Regions from separate parts of the Homo sapiens genome. Here region 1 is linked to region 2. Evidence: chromatin contacts called from ENCODE Hi-C or POLR2A ChIA-PET data. All regions are on one chromosome and are shown on one strand. The core of a region is the stretch at or near the end of the contact, and the rest is flanking DNA. Distances in the headings are between cores, read along the strand shown.

Evidence for each region. A loop is a pair of places that touch in the nucleus more often than their neighbours do. ChIA-PET counts read pairs that join two places held with the same protein, here RNA polymerase II (POLR2A). Pooled maps may share reads with other maps.
Region 1: a loop to region 2 is called in a pooled map, with 2.2 times the contacts of the local background. The contact joins the promoter of EPHA2-AS1 here to the promoter of DDI2 in region 2. A Hi-C loop is called at or near these places in 4 of 50 pooled maps. POLR2A ChIA-PET finds 5 or more read pairs at or near these places in 2 of 52 experiments (B cell and OCI-LY7).

The regions. Positions count from the first base shown.
Region 1 is chr1:16,151,335-16,157,227 of GRCh38, reverse strand. It overlaps EPHA2-AS1 (EPHA2 antisense RNA 1), which reads right to left and starts at 2,013. Exons shown (of 3, transcript NR_187275.1): 1 at 1,473-2,013; 2 at 49-257. It overlaps EPHA2 (EPH receptor A2), which reads left to right and starts at 1,159. Exons shown (of 17, transcript NM_004431.5): 1 at 1,159-1,380. The coding sequence starts at 1,296. RefSeq lists an enhancer at 5,711-5,893.
Region 2 is chr1:15,615,046-15,620,879 of GRCh38, reverse strand. It overlaps DDI2 (DDI proteasomal shuttling factor 2), which reads right to left and starts at 3,422. Exons shown (of 10, transcript NM_032341.5): 1 at 3,072-3,422. The coding sequence starts at 3,209. RefSeq lists a silencer at 3,099-3,668.

The DNA of each region.
Region 1 (5,893 bases), core at 764-3,263, 540 kb before region 2:
AAGGCGAGAGGCCAAGATGTCCACATCCGGCAGAGAAGACCCACGTACCTGGGTAGCAGGTCCCGGGCATCAAAGCGAGGATGGGGTCAGAGAGGAAGAGGTAGGCAAAGGGAGTCTGGGGCCTCCCAGGAAATCAGGCCTGCCACAGTTGCTCTTCCTGGACTGGTCAAATGGTGATTGGCCAACAGGCAGCCGTGGGTGGCTGGGCAGGCGGGCCAGAGCAAATTTCCCGTTTGTTTCACTCACACTAGCCGCTTCTGTCAGGAAGGGAGATGAGCTCATGTCTGAGGAAGTTTTGTGAAGAGGCCTTATCAAGGGGCAGGTGGTAGGCAGGTGTCCTCCAAACTGTCAAAACCTATCAACCCATGCCAGGGTCGGGGGCCAGGGGTGCCCCTTGCCCCCTTCCCCAAAAAGAAGCAGTGGTTCAAGCAGAGACCACCAGGATTCAAATCCTGCTTCTACTACCCGTGAGCTGTGCACCCTTTGGGCATGTTGTTTCTGCTCTTGGAGCCTCAGTCTCCTCTTCTGTAACATGGGGATGATGACCCCTGCCTCCCAGATGAGAATTATTAATAAATAAGATAGTGCATGTCTGATCCATTCCCAGAGGAAATGAACCTATTCTCAGATCATAGTAGGCTTATAGGCTTCTGAACAGAGATACTCTTTTTGACCATCAGCAGCTTGATATACTCTTCAAGGGTTTTAGGAAGGAGGGCATCCAGGTCTATTTCTGGGCCACTCTCTCAGGCCTGCTGCTTAGGAGGCAACTGCTTATTGGACCCCCAATCCATTTCAGCTCAGACCTTCAGGCCAGCGTTGAGCTCAGTCGCATTGAGCTCAGTCTCAGAGGTGAAGGGCAGAATGGGTATGGCTCAGCGCAAAACCATTAAACGTTTCCACCGAGGATACCAGGCTCAGAGATCCCTGGGGGCTAATCCGTAGGGGCGCTGGCGCTTTGAGACGCTCAAACTTTGGAAGGCCTGCGGGGAGCCCGCGAGTCCAGAGGGCCCCAAGGTCCTCCTCCAAACCCCTCCGGACTTCCCCTCCCTCTCCTCCGGGTGCCAGCCCGGCCCCTTTAAAGACATTCCTGAGGGCGGGCGTTGGTGACGTCACGCAGGGCATGAATGAACAGGAGTCGGTTCTCACCCAACTTCCATTAAGGACTCGGGGCAGGAGGGGCAGAAGTTGCGCGCAGGCCGGCGGGCGGGAGCGGACACCGAGGCCGGCGTGCAGGCGTGCGGGTGTGCGGGAGCCGGGCTCGGGGGGATCGGACCGAGAGCGAGAAGCGCGGCATGGAGCTCCAGGCAGCCCGCGCCTGCTTCGCCCTGCTGTGGGGCTGTGCGCTGGCCGCGGCCGCGGCGGCGCAGGGCAAGGAAGGTGAGTGCGCGCGGCGTCTGGACCCCTGGCCCCCGGGCCCCAGTGCCCCCTAGAGCCCGGCGCTCCTTGACGCGCGCAACTTTGGAACCTACCTGGTGTCGCCCAGTCCCGGCGAACTGGAGTCCGGAGGGCGCACGGGCTGCGATCGAGGCGAGCCCTGGCCCCCACCCGGGGTCATAGGGGCTCCGGAGAATAAGCGGTTTCAGCTTGGTCGCACGGGCCTCGGAGGCTGCGGAGAAGAGGACGCGGCGCAGGCCACGCGGTTGCAGTCCAGGCGGCGACTTCGGGAACGCGTCCCGGCGGGGGGCGTGGGGAGTCCCCTAGAGAAGGGGGTGTTTGGGCAGCTTTCCGCGGGCTCAGCTTCTTAGTGACCTGAATTCACTAACCCGCTTGCCGAGGTTTTGCGGAGAAGGCATACTGTGCAGGCCTCGCATTTTGGGGAGGGGGCTCGGGCGGGCGGGAGCCCCCTGTCGAAGCCCCTGTTCCCTGAGATTTTCTCCACGCCCCCCTTCACCTCCAGTCCCGGGGGAGAGCGTGGAGATAGGTTCGGGCCAATCCCTGCTCACACACTCCTTTCCCTCCTTCCCAAGCCGCACTCCCGGGCTCCCGGGGCAGGTTAGGGGCCGCGAGTGCGGACAGGAAGTCCCAAAGTCAAGCGTTCTGAGCAAGGGTGACTCAGAACGAGGAAATGCGGCAGGTGGGGGTGCGGCCTCCCAAGGTGTGGAGCTGTCAGCCCAGGGCCACCAGGGAGTCAGGACACCCGGGGGTGGGGGACTGAATCACCCACCCCCGCCCCAGTGTTCCCGGAGCCGCGCCGAGTGAGGGGCCGCAGACTTTGCTCATGGCGCAGCGGGTGCGTGGTGGGGGTGTTGTCCCTCCGCTAGGGTCAGGGCGAGGATGGGGGCTCCTGCCCTGGCCGAAGACCTTCCTGTCCACCCAGCCCAGGCCAGCTTCAATTTCCAACAGTGAGGGCAAGGCTTCCCCTCCTGCCTGGGCAGAGCGAGGTTTCCGCAGGCTCCACAAGGGGGAAGCCGGGAGGAAACTTGGGCCGGTGAGAAGTTTCCTTCTTTTTTTTTTTTTTTTTTTTTTTTGAGACGGAGTTTCGCACTTGTTGCCCAGACTGGAGTGCAATGGCGCAATCTCGGCTCACTGCAACCTCTGCCTCCCGGGTTCAAGCTATTCTCCTGTCTCAAGCCTCCCTAGTAGCTGGGATTACAGGTGCCCGCCACCAGGCGCGTCTAATTTTTGCATCTTTTAGTGGAGACGAGGTTTCACCATGTTGGCCAGGCTGATTCTGAACTCCTGACCTCAGGTGATCCACCCGCCGCGGCCTCCCAAAGTGCTGCGATTACAGGCATGAGCCACCACCCCCGGCCTGTTTCCTTCTTTTTCTGCCTCCCAAACTGGGTTTGGAGGTTTTGCTGTTCTGTGTTGGGAGGAAAAGAGGCCGGATCTGGAGCCGTTGGGCAGTGGCAGGTGTTGGGGGTGGCATCCTGTCTCAGTCTCTGGAGTGACAGGGCCCGGGTTGGGGTCTCAACCGGGACTTCTGGTTGCAGGAGCTCATGGCAAGGATTTCTGCCACCCTCAATATCCGCCCCACCAACGTTTGGTCCTCCCCCTTCCTGGGGGACTGTGGTTGGAGAGAAGGGGAGAGACAGCTGGAATCACTATAGGCCTTTCTCCTCGGCTGCCCATGGGGGGGTGGGGGATTAGGCGGGTGCTTTGCTGCTGCAGTCCCCAAGCTGGCCTGGAAGCCTGGAGCTGCCTTGTCCTTGTCCCCTGTGTCCACCTCTCCCCAGCCTGTGTGATTAAACCCCACCCCCACACCCCATGGGATGCAGGGGGAAAGGCTTGTGTATTGCACTGGGGTGGGGGTACATTTTTGCTTCGACTCTGAGTCCCCGTGAAAGAGTCCCTAGAGAAGTGTGCCTAGGTGGGGGTGGGCATGATGGCCTAGCTGGCAGCTGCTGGTTTCAGTTCCTGGGAATCAGGCTGTATGTGGTGGGTCTGCCTGGGGGTGGCTTAGGGGGCAGGCAGGAGGACACAGGTGCCTTTTTCACCTACCCCCAGGCTGCTTCAGACTTCTTTCTTGCCCCCTCACCCCTAGGCTATACTTGGTTGCCCACGTGGCTCCTGTTAGGTCATCAACAGCCACTGAATCTGCCCTCATTTTTACAAATGGGGAAACTGAGGGAGGCCCGAGCCCTTGCCAACCAGGGCCTTCTGGACAGAGGACCAGACCTGAGCATCCCGCTTCTTGGCTGCCAGAGCCAAGGCCCTGCCTGCTTTGTGGTTGGTGTCATGGTAGATTTTCCTGGGAAGCAGGCATAGCTGGGCAGGGGCCTGGGCGGGTGGCAGGGGGTGCTGAGCTGGGGTGCTGCTGATGGGAAGAGGGCTGGAGAGTGCCAGGAAGTCCTTGGTTTCTGGTTCTACCGGGGCCAAGTCTGCCCTCTGTCCCCTTTCCCTTTTCTTTCATGTTTTCCCCAGAGTCCCCACCTCCCTGCTTCCTTTAGGGATTAGCTAGTCTTGGTTAGAGAGGAATGGGGGAAGCGGGGAGGGAACCACAGCCTCGGAGGCTGCGGAGAAGGACCGGAGACCGGGAGTGGGTGGCAGTCCTGCATTTGTGGAAGAAGCTGTGGAGCAATGTGGACCCACAAAGATGGCACTTACGGTGGAACTCATGGCAAAGAAGGAGGTGTTTTTTGCTTTTTTTTTTTCCCCCCAGAAATGGGAAGGTAAGGGGATAGAGAGCTCATGGATAAGCCCTGCTTAGCCTAAGCCTCTCCAGGAAGCCGTCTGGGTCAGCCGAGGGGCTCCCAGGCTCCCACCCTTTCCAGAGAAGCGGGAGCCTCTGTCCCTGGAAGAACCTGGGGAAAGAGCCGCGCCCGCGTCAGGGCGGAGGGACCCAGCGCTGGGCGCCTCCTGTTCCTGGTGGTTGGTTCGAGGGAATTTCCCTGGGAGGGGGCCGGGGTTGGAAACCCCTGCAGGGGGGGCTCCTTCCTGTGTGAGGGCTTCTTTTCTTCTCCGATTGAGCCCTGTGCTACTTCTAGAGCCAGGCCTAGGCTGGAAAGGGAGGGCCCTCCATGCCAGGTTAACCCTTCAGAAGCCTGGTAGCGGTGAGCCCTCTCACTTGGGCACAGACCTCAGCCTCCTGTCAATCTAAGGGGGGGCTGCAGGACTGTGAGGAACCTTTGTCCTTCTACCCACCCAGCTGAAATCAGGAGCCTCCAGATTCCTTCCTGTGTAGCTGGAACATTCCATTTGCTAGTGGGGTTAGTGAGTTTCAAAGCCCCGGCCCTGGGCATGTCTGAACAAATCCCTGCCCCTGCCCACCCCGCTGCCCCCAGCCACCCTCCCCTATCCCCACAGCCTCTGTCATGGGGCCGGTGTCACATTGGATTTCCTCTTGCCTGTCTGGGCTGCCTGACCCTTCCTAGAGAGGTTTGGCCCCGGTCAGTAGTGGGGGTGGCAGCATTTCACGCCCCAGCCTGGGGGCCTTCAGCCCAGGTAGGAGGGCCATGTCACTTCAGGAGGCGGTCTTCAAGACCACCCTCAGAGCCCAGCTCCCATCTCCACAAACCAGGCCATCCCTGCTCCCAGCCTGCCTGGAGCTCTGTCCACCCTTTGAGTCCTTCTCCGGTCCTGGCCTTGAGGAATGGGGCTTCTGAGGCAGATCCCTCATGCTCCAGGGCCCAAAGGAAGCATTGACTTGGTTTCTTTACCCCCACCTTAGGGCTTTACCCTCTGAATCCATCTTGCATAGGTTCTATGCCCCGGTTTCTCCTATCTCCTTACCCTCTAGGGAGGGTAGCACTTATTGGCAGCTACCTGGACTTTACTTGGAAATAGAGTGGGGACAGTACCTAGGGTCTTAGGTTTTGTCTATGGCCTCTGAGCCTGGCAGAGAACCTGGGGTGGATCAGTGGGAGGTGCCCAATGGCAGGACTAGGTCTAGGGAAGACCCCGGGAGTGTATCCCTCCGCCAGGCTCCAGTTGCCTCTCTGGGAACAGGATGGTCCTGACACCTGGTCTCTGGGCCTAGAATGTCCCCTACAAGGGCTTTTATTCCTGATCCCCCAGGAACCTCTGGCACCCCTGGCAGGGCAGTGGTCAGGATGTGAGGGGCAGGGGTGGTGGGAGTGACTTTCCCAGGGAGGGGACCTCACCAGCTGTGTGTATCTTTGGGCCCCTCTTAGGGGCCCTATGGGTCCAGGGCTTTATCCTGCCTGCTCTGTGGCTTTTGTGGTGAGAAGATCGGTTTCCAGATACCCTCTTCCCTCCTCCACCCTGGAGCTGTTCCCACCTGTTCACAGCACTCTCTTCTTGGAGTACCGCAAGATGCACGTGTACATATAGGTGCATATGTGTGTGCTACATGACCTGAGTGGGGTTGGTGTGTTTCCTGCTGGGGGGAATGTGGCAGAAGCAGACACCAGTGTCCCTAAGGCCCACATGCACGTGAAGTGCTGCCAAAGGGCCTTGTTCAAGGAAGCAGAGGGGGCGGTGTGGTGTC
Region 2 (5,834 bases), core at 2,173-4,672:
CTGAAAATATTAGAATTTTCATTTCCATTTATTTTAGTTCGTCCTTCCTTAAGCTCCATTTTGTGTGTGTACAATGTTACTTTACAGATAACATATTATATATGCATATAATGCACGTTATGTGTATTATATGCACATGTGGCCATATATAATGTATACAACGTATCAGTTCATGTATATAATGTATTATATACATAACAGAAGCATAATCTGAAACATTTTACTGATAGGGATACATGAATGAAAGTTTGGACACCAGTGGTGTGGACACATAGTGGCAGGAAAAAATAGCCAGAACATAAAAATATATATATTTCCTTGAAGAAATGGAATCAGAAATGAGAGGTGAAGGAATGGGAATGGAGAATGTAAACAAGAGGAGGAGTTAAACAGTCTAGGAAAGGAAGGGAAGATGAGTAATATGAGAGAACCCTGGGAGGTAATGGGGGGGGACACTCAAGTAAGTAAACATGATATATTTATGGGTAAAAACTATAGTGATGTTTACTATTATGATTTGATGAAAGGAAATGACTCAAGTGTCTAGGGTGGATCCTGTTCCTGCCTGATGGGCAAGCAAGCAAGTGAAAGACAACCGACCACCAGACACCTTAAAATAGATACTGTGTTGTCAGGTTACAATGGAGCCAACAGAACAGACTGGAAAAACAGGAGCTGTTTATGGCTATCTAATACAGGCTTAACACCAGTTGGAGCCCAAGTTTCTATATGCTAATTTGGCTTGGGAAGGAAGTAAATGCCGAAACATTGACATAATGAACAAGAAATAATTTGGAGTTAGCCTATGTTCAATTACTAAGGTATTCCTAACTTTACCAACTGGCAGAGGGCAATGTCTGGCTGACCACACAATAAATCGTCTTTTATGATGGCTGTAACAAGAAATTTAAGTCAATTAAAGGGGGTGTCAGGTATCCCTTTGACTTAAATTTCTTGTTTCAGCCATCACAAAAAGTGCAGGAATGGAAACAACCTCAACCTCTGTCTTTTCCCAAGCCCTAACAACAAAATCAATTTACATTTTAATTTCTTATTTTCCCTACCAGCCGGTGATCATAACCAGGGTAATATAACAGCTAGAGGAAAAAACAATTGAAAAAGCCACTATCGGGCCGGGTGCGGTGGCTCACAGCACTTTGGAAGGCCGAGGCGGGCAGACCACGAGGTCAGGAGATCGAGACCATCCTGGCTAACATGGTGAAACCCCTTCTCTACTAAAAATACAAAAAATGAGTCGGGCGCGGTGGTGGGCGCCTGTAGTCCCAGCTACTCGGGAGGCTGAGGCAGGAGAATGGCACGAACCCGGGAGGTGGAGCTTGCAGTAAGCCGAGATCGCGCCACTGCACTCCAGCCTAGGCGACAGAGACTCCGTCTCGAAAAAAAAAAAAGAAAAGAAAAGAAAAGAAAAAGCCACTATCAAAAATTGAAGAGTTGTCCGGGAACGGTGGCTCACACCTGTAATCGCAGCATTTTGGGAGGCCGAGGCGGGCAGATCACTAGAGGTCAGGAGTTTGAAATCAGCCTGGTCAACATGGTGAAACCCCGTCTCTACTAAAAAAAAATTACAAAAATTAGCCAGGCGTGGTGGCGCGCGCCCGTAGTCCCAGTTACTCAGGAGGCTGAGGCAGGAGAATCGCTTGAACCCGGGAGACTGGGGTTGCAGTGAGTCGAGAACGCACCACTGCACTCCAGCATGGGCGACAGAGCAAGACTCCGTCTCAAAAACAAAAACAAAAAAAGAAAAAAAATTGAAGAGTTTATTTTCTCTATTTAAACAGTCCTTTCCTAGTTCTCCACATGAGGCATTCACTGACAGAACTGGTTCCTGAGCTTTTGTGGATTAACTTTTTAAATTCTTTCTGAACAGCTTTATGCCAAGGTTCTAAAGTTCACATTGTGTAAAGGAATCATACTTCTGAACAAAGTATTGACACGTGTTTACCATAAGACAGCAGAACAAGCTGCAGTTGGGCAATCGTTTTGTAAACTATTTCATAACTGCAGTAGAAAATCAAGATTTACTTGATGGAGACTTGGGAGACCTCTATAATTTTCTTAATGTTTAGACTATTTCCTCCAGGCTAAATTTATTAAGTCATGATCTAAGTGTTTTAGTGTAAAGTTTACAGCGTTAGTGTCACCGATTCTGTTTGATAAAGACTAGGGGCAGCCCCAAAGCATTTTGAGAATTACTTTGCTTAGTTAAAATATGAGAGGCTGAACTTCTTTCCAGCAAGCTGAGTAGGGAAATGAAACCACCAAACAGCACTGATACTAGGCCGTTTCCAAGCAAATATCCTTTTAAAGCATTGAGCTTTGAACTGACCCAAACTCTGAACTGTGACCTGAAAGAAAAAGGGCCTTCTGGCTTACTACCAGGGTAGAACCGAAACAAACAAACAGCTTGAGTTGAACCAATAGGTACTGTTTTTCAAAAGAATTTAACCAGAAACGCATGTGGTGGGTAAAGAGCATTTCCAAAGACCCCAAAATGAGGTAGTGCAAGTCTTAAACTTTTTCTTTCACCGGAAGTGCAAATCTGTGCATTTAAAGGTAAACTGCGTATATTTAAGCAGAAACCCTCTCCAGAAAAAAAAAAAAAAAAAAGCAGAGGAACATCTATCTACCACAGTGATCCAAACTGGTATTTCTGGTTTGCAGGATGTATGAATCCTAGCAAACCCAGGGCTGCTTCTGAGGTCCACAACGATATCCTACACTCGGGATTAGAAACAGGGAAGGGCCAAAGAGCCAAAGGTGGGGAGGGTTAGCGCTGCTCAACAGTCCACGCGCCCCTCACGCTGCAGTGGGTGCGTCTGCGGTCAGGTTCTCCGCTCCCTCTCCTCGTACCCCACCCCATGCTCGGAGTGTGTGAGGGCAGCTACTGATGCCAGCTCCCCAGCTCCTTTCCGGATGCGGGGGTGACCTGAGAATGGCTATCCTTGCTCCCCCCAGCCCCCAATTCTTCACCAGTAGCAAAGGGAGGGAGTGAGGCCCCGAGGCGGGGAGGGCTTAGCTCCGGGGCAGGCCCGGCTCGCTGCCCGGCGTACCTGGCTCTCGGCTGCGGGGATGCCAGACTCGAGCTCGCACAGCGCGCGGAAGTTGTGCAGCTCGAAGTCGGCGTCGACCTGGAGGGAAAAGGTCACCTCGGAGAGGTCCCTCCGCACACAGTACACGGTGAGCAGCATGGCCCGGGCCCGACCCGGCTCGGCTCGGCTCGGCCCGGCCTGGGCGCGGGGCGCAGGGGAAGAGGCGGCGGCGTGGCCTGGCTGGTGCTGCGGGAGGACGGCGCCGGCTGCTCGTTCGCTCGCTCGCTCCCTCCCTCACACACGCTCAGTGAGTCACTCCCTCCCGCCCTCACTAGCAAGCACGGCCGCCGCCACACGCCTGCGAGTCCGTCTGCCTGCCGGCCTGCCTCCCACGGCTGCCGCCAAGCGCGCCGGCCGCCCGGCGCCCCGCCCCGCCGCAACGCGGCTGCCGTAAAGCCCGCCTCGCCTTCCCCGCCTTCGCAACGCAGCGGGGGGCGGGGCCGGGAAGAGGAGGAGGAAGCCAGGAGAGGATAGGAGGGGGAGGAGTGGGAAGGGGGCGTGGAAGAGGAGAGGGAGGAAGGGCAAGAAAAGGGGAGGGAAGGAAAGGAACGCGGAGAAGGAAATCTCTGCTGACTGGTTGACTTAATGACAGAAGTCTGTGGAGGAGTCCCCGGTCTTATTTATTCACCGAACAGGCATTGATTAAGCGCCTACCATGTGTCGGGCGCTGGCGATGCAGAAATGAATAAAAGGATAAATCCTTCTCCGTAACTCTCAATCTAGTACAGGAGTTAGTAATAAAACATATTTTTCGAGGTAGAAATTGAGGCTCCGACAGAGTAATTCACTTCCTGTCTTAGTGATTTAGGATTGAAACCAAAATCATTACCCTCCCTAGTCTACAGAAGCCAGTTGGCTGTGGCCCACGCCTACCTCCCCAGCCCCTTCTTCCGAGCTCTTCCCACATTCTCTGCCCTCCCAGCCACATAGGTCAGTTCCTCCAAGGCTCCATTCCCCTGTCTTGTAAATAATTTTCTCTCTACTTGGACTGTGTCTGTTTCCTAGCCCTAGCAACTCCTACCACCTAGCGCAGTGCCTTTTTGGGCACAGCTTAGAATCTACTCAATAAATATTTGCTACTTTAATGGCCTGTTTTTAAGGCACACAGCTGATGAGTGGTAGAGGCCCAGAACTAAGGTGCGGATGAGTAAGAAAACCAAAACTGAAAGATGAACTTGTAATGGATGCCAGATTAGCATCTTTCCATTTACTCCCACTCCCCCTCCATGGTAGGGAGCCCTTTTCCATTTTAACAGGAGAGAAGGAGCAAATAAGATGGCTGTGGGTGCAGGTAAGTAGGTAGTAAGTAGGCTGTTGGTGGCAGGAAAGGGAGAATTAGCAGCTGAAGGCTTTTACAAAGAGAAATTAGAGGAGCTGGGCGCGGTGGCTCACGCCTGTAATCCCAGCACTTTGGGAGGCCAAGGCGGGCGGATCACAAGGTCAGGAGTTCGAGACCAGCTTGGCCAATATGGTGAAACCCCGTCTCTACTAAAAATACAAAAATTAGCCGGGCATGGTGGCGGACACCTATAGTCCCAGCTACTCGGGAGGCTGAGGCAGGAGGGTCACTTGAACGCGGGAGGCGGAGGTTGTAGTGAGCCGAGATCAGGTCACTGCACTCTAGCCTGGGAGACAGAGCGAGACTCTGTCTCAAAAAAAAAAAAAAAAAAGAGAAAGTAGAGGCACAGGGGAGTGAGAATGCTTATATCCCCTAGGAGCAACAGAAAGCTTGACTATCAGTGGCTTAAACAAACAAGGGTTTGTTTTCTCACAGGAGAGAAGGCCTGGAGGTAGCAACAGCACTGGTTGAGTGGCTCACTGAAATCAGGGCCAATACTTTTGTAATTGTCTTGACCTTTTCCTGAGGGTTGCAATATATGGCTGGCTGCCTCCACTGCACGCATCATTTTCCTATTCAAGGAAAAAGCTTGCCCAGAAGTCCCTGTGCACATTTTTGCTTACATCTCACTGGACAGAATTGTGTCACATAGATGCAAGAGAGGCTAGGAACGCAAGTATTTAGCTTTGCCTAAAGGACATAAATAGGGAAAAGGGGGGCTGGGAATGGGTATTAGGAAAGATGTACACAGTGCCTTCTACAGTGAATGTTTGAAATAACCATTGCAAATTGAAGCAAGTTTAGCTGAGAAATGTTCTAGGATTGCCCAGTGGTGGTATCAAGGAATCAGTTGAGGCTTGAATCATTGATTAATTGTTATATTTGGTCTAGTGGTGCTCAGGTTCCCAGGTCTGGCAGATTTTGTTCTCCAAAGATGACCATGACAGTGCCTCCCATCGTCTATGCTCTTCCTACAACATGATTGGATAACCCTCCCATTAAGAAGTGGGGTGAATGTCCCTCCCTTTGAATCATGGCTCGGCAGACTAACTCTGGCATAAGTGACATTATGTGATTTCCTTTTTTTTTTTTTTTTTTATCAAGACAGGGTCTGGCTCTGTCACCCAGGCTGGAGTGCAGTGGCACGATCATGGCTCACTGCAGCCTCAACCTCCAGGGCTCAAGTGATCCCTCCAGCTCAACCTCCCCAGCAGCTGGAACTACAGGTGTGCACCACCACACGCAGCTAATTTCTTTTTAGTAGAGATGAGATCTTGCTATGTTGCCCAGGCTTGATTTCCTTTTTATTATGATTTTACATTATTTTTAGTTAAAAAAAATAGGGATGAGTCCTTGCTATGTTGACCAGGCTAATCTCCAAATCC